Regions from separate parts of the Homo sapiens genome. Here region 1 is linked to region 2. A link is a contact called in ENCODE Hi-C or POLR2A ChIA-PET data. All regions are on one chromosome and are shown on one strand. The core of a region is the stretch at or near the end of the contact, and the rest is flanking DNA. Distances in the headings are between cores, read along the strand shown. Region 1 overlaps SPTB (spectrin beta, erythrocytic). Region 2 holds the start of MTHFD1 (methylenetetrahydrofolate dehydrogenase, cyclohydrolase and formyltetrahydrofolate synthetase 1).

Evidence for each region. Hi-C counts contacts between places; a loop is a spot of excess contacts on that map. ChIA-PET counts read pairs that join two places held with the same protein, here RNA polymerase II (POLR2A). Pooled maps may share reads with other maps.
Region 1: a loop to region 2 is called in a pooled map, with 2.8 times the contacts of the local background. The contact joins the enhancer-like site here to the promoter of MTHFD1 in region 2. A Hi-C loop is called at or near these places in 5 of 50 pooled maps. POLR2A ChIA-PET finds 5 or more read pairs at or near these places in 5 of 52 experiments (Caco-2, HEK293, PC-9 and 2 more).

The regions. Positions count from the first base shown.
Region 1 is chr14:64,759,721-64,764,154 of GRCh38, forward strand. All of the region lies in intron 32 of SPTB (spectrin beta, erythrocytic), which reads right to left. Among named protein-coding and RNA genes, the nearest start is that of MIR7855, 24 kb to the right of the region's middle. RefSeq lists silencers at 553-652, 673-722. Within about 2 kb of position 2,336, at least 27 of the 41 ENCODE cell types and tissues checked have a DNase peak (open chromatin) inside an H3K27ac peak, as active enhancers do; they include PC-9, where a contact is called at or near this core.
Region 2 is chr14:64,385,793-64,389,921 of GRCh38, forward strand. MTHFD1 (methylenetetrahydrofolate dehydrogenase, cyclohydrolase and formyltetrahydrofolate synthetase 1) reads left to right here and starts at 2,561. Exons shown (of 28, transcript NM_005956.4): 1 at 2,561-2,676. The coding sequence starts at 2,636. RefSeq lists enhancers at 1,624-1,723, 1,744-1,803, 2,324-2,413.

The DNA of each region.
Region 1 (4,434 bases), core at 1,086-3,585, 370 kb after region 2:
AGTCCTCAGGTCATCAGGAAGATGCAGATTCCACCTGTACCACTGAGGGCTGCCACCCACCGGAGCAGGGGACACTCTGAAGGAAGAGAGTCCCGCTGCTTGGAAGAAATTCTGGGTGTCCAGTTGCGGGCAGCAAGGGAGTCTAGACCATAAATGGAGGTGAAGGAGAATTGCAGAGTGGGCTGAATAAGGGAAGGCACTGCCTTTAGTCCTCTGGTTTGGGGAAGAGGCAGGGGGAGGTGTCTGAGGAGCTGTGTGTACTGGCTGTGGGATCATGACATCAGAGGAGGGCAGGGGACAAGCAGCATTGGTTGCTGGTTGACAGGGATCAGTGGAGAAGAGGGCACAGCCCTTTTGGGGTCTCACAGGATTGTAGTCAAACCAACAGGGAGAGGCCACAGGCTCCCAATGGGTGCGGGATGGCCATCTCTGGGTCTTTGCAGTCTTGCAAAGTCAAGCAGGAGTCTGTGTAAGCTTGACTTTTTAGGGTCCTGCCTTGCTAGGAAACTGGCTTGGGTGGGGGAGGCAGGGGTTGGGGTCTTCACAGAGGATGTGCACAACAGGCCAGGGACATGGCCAGGTGGGTAAATGTCTTCTCCGGGCCAAAGGAGGTGAAGGTGTATGTCCAGGCTCAACCAGCAGGTGGCGCGGGGGACTGCACACAGACAACAAACTCCTCAGGCTCCCAGGAGAAACACAACCTGGCTCCGGACCACAGGGTGTTTCAGAGGTTCTGAAGATGCTCAGAGAACCCGGATGCATTTACAAGCAAAGAACACAGGCGACAAGGTCTTCTCTCTAAAGGTAACACCAGTGAGAACCAGGGCCTGAGGATGCACCCCAGAAACAGGCTGACTGCAGCAACGGGATGCATCGTGCCACAACTGAATTCATGTTAGAATTCACATGGAGGATGCTACTTTTAAGAGATGAAGGACTGAGGTGGGGGATGGAGAAAAATGAAGGGACTTAAATGATCACCTACTCAGTGCCAGCTGCTCTACCTACATTGTCTCTTCCAATCCTCCCAGCCTCTCTGTAAGGCAGGTACTGTTATTACACCTGTGTTACAAATGAGGGAAACTGGGGGTCGTACAGAATGAGTGACCTGTCCATAGTCACACATTAGTGAGGAATGTTGAGGTCGCAGGTCTGTCTGGCACCAAACTCTGTGTTCTTACTAATTCTCCTGCAAGAGAGGAGACCTGTATCCTCACTCCAGAGGAAAGCACCTGCCCGATGGGGTTCACAGTCTAAATGAGATGATCCTGGCTTATGCAAAACACATGGCTGATTGACAGAGGCAGCATAATCATGCCAGAGCTGGAAGACGGGCTTGGGGCCAAACAAGACCCCCTGCTAGATGCCTTAGGCAACCAAAGAGTGCTGGTGACTGTGGGATGTGGGGAGCCAGCAGCCAAGAAGTGACTCTGGCCGCCAAGAAGTGTTGCCCTCGCCCGGTGTCTGATATCTCAGCTCTTGTCCTTTGGGTGAGAAGGGCTGTCACTGGGTGGGTTGGAAAGGCTGTTCAGAAGACAGTTGTTTGCAAGAGAAGAAAAAGAAATGGTTTGTTGAGCTGAGGGCAGCCAAAGAGATGAAGAGATGGCAACTTAAGGTGGGCAGAGACAGACGCCTTAAAGGAGAAAGCAGAAGCTGTTGCTGAACAGGGGGAAAGAGCCAGGGCGGGGAGCTGAGGCTGGGATACATGGTGAGGAGTCCCCTGGATTGCAGGCCAAGGGATGGGGAAAGGCTCTTATGAGAAGTGGGTTAGGGGAGCAGTCCAGTGCAACACTGCACCCCAGAGTCCAGATGTCTGTCTGAGATGGCAACTGGGGGGCCTGGCCAAGATGACAGGTAGGGATGCAGGGCAGAAGGGCACCTGGTAAAGTGAATGGAGGGGAAGGGGAATGGCAGTGTGCAGGGGAGGAGAAACCTGGTCCACTGTCACCAGGGCGTGAGAAGAGAATGAGGCTTCCTCGGGAGCTGTCTTCACCATGCCCACCACCTGTGTGGCCTCTTCAGGTCCCTGCCCTGAAGGAGCTGCTGGCTGCTTAGTCGCTCAGTGGCCCTGAGCCAGCCACTCAGCATTTGAAAGATTAGAGAGAGTTAGAAGACACTGACTCCCCCATCCAGATCTGCCACCCAGTGGTCACATCGTCCACTTCAAACCCATTTCTGAGATGCCTCCAATGTTAACTGAGTCTCATCCTGAGGCCATCAGTATCTAGGATGTTCTGAAACACAGCTGGAAAGGAAGAACTTAGGAAGAGTCGTCAGAACAGAGGGGCCAGGAATATTAAATCTGACCACAGCAAGGAGAAAGGGACATGCCCAGCAGCGGGCAGGTGTCCAGAAAGAGCCTACGGCAGGTTTCTCCAGGGAGCCAGGCGCAGTGCCAGAGTATAGGCAGACACACCCCTGCCACACTGACTCAGGCATACTGGGTAGACAGGAACATGCCCAGGTTTTGGGGAAAACTGATGTTGTTTCCAGCTGGGTCTGCCTATTACCAACAAACATAGGATTTGCATTCACTGCAAAATGTCTGAAAGAGTAGCAGGAGGAGAAGGAAAGACTGGGAGAGCTTGTTCAGGCGAGAAGAAACACAGCTGCTGTCTCCACACCCACATCTCTTCCATCCAAGGACGTCAGAGCCCCACCACTGGCTGCTGATTAAAGCTCCTGGCTGCCTGCCAGGGAGGCTGCTGCTGGGGGAGGTGCTCAGGTTGCCAAGGGGCAGCAGCAGCTGGAGCCAGCCAGACACCGGCCAAGAGGTGGTCTTGGCTACAAGTCCAGTGCCTGCTCAGCGCCTCACGTTCGTAAGTGCTGGTTACTTCCCTGAAGCCACATAAACCTTTAATCCTATGGGAATGGAGACGCAAGGGACCTAGGAGTCTCAGCTCCTACGTTCAGCCCTAGCGAGATACTCAGTCCCTTTCTCCAGGGCTGCTGGCTGCACAGGCAGTGCTGGAAGGCCACGCGGAAGAATGGCATCTGTGAGCTGCCCTTGGGGAAGAGAGCTTTCCCTGACTTCCTGACGAGAAGGCTGATAACGAGGGGGCACCCAGCAGCTGCTTTCTGGAGTGACCTGGCATCCCAGGGTCCCGTCTGCACTACAGCCTGGATCTAGCCTTGGGGCTTGGAGGCAGGCAGGGTATGTTTATCCCACACAGTGAGCCCTAGCAAAGGTGATTAGGAGCACCAATCCCTTTCAGGGACGTCACACATGGCATCACCGCAGCCCTGCTGAGGGAGTTCTCAGAGCAGTTCACACTTCACTTCCCAAAACCAGAATCAGGCACAGTGGACAGGAAGATGCGCAGGGCTGTGCACTAGGGACCTTTAGCCTGGGGGGACTTGCAGCATCATCAACACCATTTCTTCTCCATGCAATCCACCTCCTTCTCTCCCAGGAGAAAACAGCCTCTCACCACACATTACACTGGGGCTTCTGAGGCACCCAGAGCCTGGGAGGTGGGGGATGCTCAGCAGGACCCCCAAGTGCTTCCCAGGGCCACAGCCCCAGGTGAAGGGGAGATGCTTAGTCTGGAGCAGGTCTGCCTGCCCACTGCCGAGGGCTCCCTCGCAGACCTGGGCCTCCTTCAGGGCACTGTCCTTACCGTAGCAGAGGTGCAGCCCCACCTCTAGTCCCCCACAGGGACGAAGGCAAACACCCCAGCCCTTTACTACTTCTTTCCCATCTCCCGTCTCACACCAGTGGGTACCTGAGACCAGCCAGGTACCACAGCACTAAGCACCAGGCAAGAGGAAAGTGGTGAAAACCACCTCTCCCAGCCCCTCCCTGTAATTTGCTAAATTGCTGACATACAGAAATGTTCCAGACTTTCCGTAATTCTCCAGAGAAGGCTTTATAAGAGCGCGGAGACTCAGGGGATTAGGTGGTTTTTATCTCAAATCACGCAGGAAGTTACCAACAGAATTAAGGACTAGAACCCAGATGTCCTGACTTCCCCTCCAGCAGTTTTGTCTTTCGTGAGTGAGGTCTTGTTTCTTCTGCCTGGCCTCCCATGCACTTACCTGTATGAACGGATTGGCCTTTACCAGAACGTGCTCTAATGTAAAAAGGCAAGAGGTGAGGGAAGGCGGTGGGACCGTGCAGTGATGTGCTTGAGAAAGAGGCTGATGTGTGGGATGGCAGCTTCAGTCACCACGTGCACACACACGTGGGGAAGGGGAGGACTGGGGTGGGGTGCCACCCTGTGGTGTGCAGCTGTCCAGACAGGAGCAGGGGTGCCTGGTCCACTCCCATCAGTTCCCCCCAGCAGGAAGCCGACATGCACAGTGAGGGATTGTACATGAAGCAACACCGCATGGATCTATTCTGTAGGGCACCGACACCAGACCACACACAGAGGACCAGCAGGAGAGCCACCATCCCCCAGGACTATCCCCAAGGGGAGGCGCAGCCATTGG
Region 2 (4,129 bases), core at 1,311-3,810:
CAAAACTTTCCCACCTCCCAGCATCACTGCCTATCCTCTTAGCTTGCCTATTTTTAAAATATAGCATGTCATAATCTCTAAAATTAGCCTATGTATTTCTTTAACTTGATCGTTGTCTCCTCCACCAGAATATGAGCTGAGAGCAGAAACTTTGCTGGTTCACTAGGGTATCTCTAGCATCTATAGCAGTGCTGTTGGCATAGTGGCCACTCAATAATTATTTGCTCCATGAATGAACGATTTATGCAACTCATACATAGATAACTGTCAAAAACCAGGCTGTTGAGATGGCAAAGGCAGTAGATTTAGAGAAGAAACATCAGGTTTGGGGCCTATACCAGCCACAGCTATGCAGCTTTGGGTATTATCCTTCAAAGTCTATCCCTCTGTAAAACGGGATTTCTGCCATCTTCCTCAACAAATAAGAAAGCTGGAATAGTCAATACCTATTTGATAGTATAAGACAAAAGATTCACTATCTGCAATTTACCAGAAACATTTCCTTCAATTTTCTTCTTAATTTCACTTGTTTAGGTACAACACAATATGAGACAATGTGTTTTAGGGTTATTATTATAATGACATTATATTACTAAGTCTGTGCCTTTAACATATCACTTGTGCAAACTTTAAGAATAGTAACTTTAAGGCCACGCACGGTGGCTCATGCCCATTATCCCAGCATTTTGGGAGGCCAAGGGAGACTAATCCCTTGAGATCTAGACCAGTCTGGTCAACATAGTGAAACCCCAACTCTACCAAAAATAGAAAAATTAGCCGGCGTGGTGGCATGCACCTGTGGTCCAAGCTACTCGGGGGGCTGAGGTGGGAGGATCATTTGAACCCGGGAGGCAGAGGCTACAAAGAGCGGAGATCATGCCACTGCACTCCACCCTGAGCGACATAGCGAGACTCCGTCTCAAAAACAAAAAAACATATATTAGAAATAATTACCAGAAATAGAAAATCACAAGAGATTATCTAATCCCGTATATGGGGCTACTATAAATAACCTCAGAATTTAGAAATAAGAAAAAAATATTAAAAGCCCCAAAATTAATAAAAAATCAGTTTTAGGCCAGGTGCGGTGGCTCACGCCTGTAATCCCAGCACTCTGGGAGGCCGAGGCGGGTGGATCACGAGGTCAGGAGTTCAAGACCAGCCTAGCCAAGATGGTGAAACCCCGTCTCTACTAAAAATACAAAAATTAGCCGGGCGTGGTGGCGGGCTAATTAGGTGGTGCCTGTAATCCCAGCTACTCGGGAGGCTGAGGCAGAGAACTGCTTGAACCCGGGAAGCGGAGGTTGCAGTGAGCCAAAATCGTGCCACTGCACTCCAGCCTGGGCGACAGAATGAGACTCCGTCTCAAACAAACAAACAAAAAAAGTTTTAGATGAGCTCTGCCAGTAGTAAACGGCTTGTAAAAGAAACCCGGTATCTGGTCAAGTCCTAAGTGACCTGAACCACGCATCTTCAGGACTCTACTGGGATGACTGTAACCTGAACGCGGTTCCTAGAGCAGAGCAAGCATATTCCTTGGACTCAGTAACACAAGGGGCCAGTCCTCTCCAGCATCCCAGCTGCCACCGCCCTGTCAGGCTCCCCAGGCAATTGTCCATCTTACTCCTTCTCCAGCGTGGACGCTTAAGGGGAGGGAGCATCCCTCCTCGAGGGTCAACTGGCATGTAGCTTACGAAGACCGCGTGAGTTCTCCAACCCCAGACTTGCTGCGGGGCGGGGACGTGGGGGTGACAAAATCCAGACTACGACCCTCCATGAGCCCTGGCAACCCCGGGGTGACCCCAACACCGATGAGGCCACGCGCGCTCCAGCTCTGACACTCCTTCCAGATCGGCGGGGCCTGAAACAGCGGGCTAAGCTTCACCTACGGCTGAGCGTCAGATTCAGCTGAGGAGATTCTAAAAGCGCTATGCTGGGCCCAGACCCAGGCCCTCCAGAGCAGAACGCGGAGGGGCCCGACCCCAGTCTGGTGGCGTAGGTGTGTGACAAAGTATGAGGGCGCGCCAAGCTCTCCAGTTCCACATCTGCTGTCGAGTCCAGCGCCTGCCACGCTCCCGTGCGGGGACCCGCCCAAAACTCCCTGGAAGCCAGGCGATTCAGACCCCGCCACCGCGTCCCCAGAGACTGGGCGGAAACCGGAGACTCGCCTCCCGAACCCGCGAAACTATCTCCCGCGAGACTGCCCCGCCCCAACCCCGCCCCGCAACTCTACTCCCTGATTGGCTGGAATTACGGCCGGATTCCGGAGTCCTTTCCAGCTCCCTCTTCGGCCGGGTTTCCCGCCGAATACAAAGGCGCACTGTGAACTGGCTCTTTCTTTCCGCCAATCATTTCCGCCAGCCATTCATCACCGATTTTCTTCATCTTCCCCTCCCTCTTCCGTCCCGCAGTCCCCGACCTGTTAGCTCTCGGTTAGTTAAGGGACTCGGGTCCTTCCGAACTGCGCATGCGCCACCGCGTCTGCAGGGGGAGAAGCGGGCAGGGGCGCAGGCGCAGTAGTGTGATCCCCTGGCCAGTCCCTAAGCACGTGGGTTGGGTTGTCCTGCTTGGCTGCGGAGGGAGTGGAACCTCGATATTGGTGGTGTCCATCGTGGGCAGCGGACTAATAAAGGCCATGGCGCCAGCAGAAATCCTGAACGGGAAGGAGATCTCCGCGTAAGCACCTGACATTGTTGTTGAGTGTGGGGCTGTGGACGAGGGCTCTGAGGGTGTGCAGGTCCCCCGGACCCATTTTTTGCGGGAGGGACACTTGTAGCGGAAGAGTTAGGCCCATAACACCTGAAGACCTGCAGCCAAAGAAAGAGAACCCGGGCACAACCTGCGTTTGCAAGTGGACTGCCTAGTGGCTGTAGCCGCTGGCTCCTGTGCTTCGGGGAAAAGTCCTGTGCCGACTATGCTCCCAAACGCGCAGCTGCTGGTGACTTTCTGCCGGGAGAGTGGGTAGTTGCGGCTTCCTGGAGCCCCCCTAGTCAGAACTCAGAAATCCAATCTACTTAATTCCCGTTAATTTGGAGGTGAGTAGATGGAGACTAGTGAGGTGACAAGGCTTGACAAGACTACAAGGCTGATAATGACAGAGGGTCCTTCCAGCTCATAGCTTTTCCCACTATACCATAGTCTTATCATACGCTAAGTGAAATCTAATACATTTTTCCTTTCTCTTCAATCTCGTGCTTCTCTCTAACAGCCATCTCTCTGCCCTGGTCCTAGAGTTACTTGAAACGTAATTTGGCTCCTGAGTCCTGAGAATATTCTGCATTCCACTTGACCTCTGCCTGTTCTACCCTTGCGGGACATCTGAATGCTTAATTAGTGGGTATCGTTGCCAGCTTTACTCCCAGGAAGTAACACTGGCTGCTTTTTGTCTGGGAGGTGACTGGTGAGGAAAAATGAGAGTAGAAGGAAGAGGGAAAAATATATTCCCTCTAGTAGATGAAGGAGGGAAAGATATATTCTGTGTGACCTTACTGAGTTTGCTCTTGGGACCTTTCACATCACCCGTTATGTAAGTAACTGTTGCCAGCCACAGCAGTTACTAAATTGTAATTGTCCTGTAACTCCTAACTTTGTAATAGGTTTTTGAGTGAATTACAAAGTCATCGGTGGTGAAAAGTCCGGGCCCAGTGGCTCATGCCTGTAATCCCAGCACTTTGGGAGGCCGAGGTGGGTGGATCACCTGAGGTCTGGAGTTCAAGACCAGCCTATCCAAAATGGTGAAACCCCATCTCTACTAAAAATACAAAAAATTAGCCGAGTGTGGTGGCAGGCATCTGTAATCCCAGCTACTTGGGAGGCTGAGGCAGGAGAATCACTTGAACCTGGGGGGCAGAGGTTGCAGTGAGCTGAGATGCGCCATTGCACTCCAGCCTGGGCAACAAGAGCGAAACTCCGTCTAAGAAAAAAAAAAAAAGAAATCACAATACTTACTGCTTAGTGCTTTTCAACATGTGGCTTGCTAAACTGTATTTCTGCTTTACTTTCTGTTTTTGTTTGCTTGTATTCAAACTTACTTCCTTTTCCAGTGGCTTTTTGTTTTAATATAAAAATCTTCCTTTTAGAAAGACTGATTGTGAAGAGATAATTTAGTGCATAATAATAGTGCAGATAA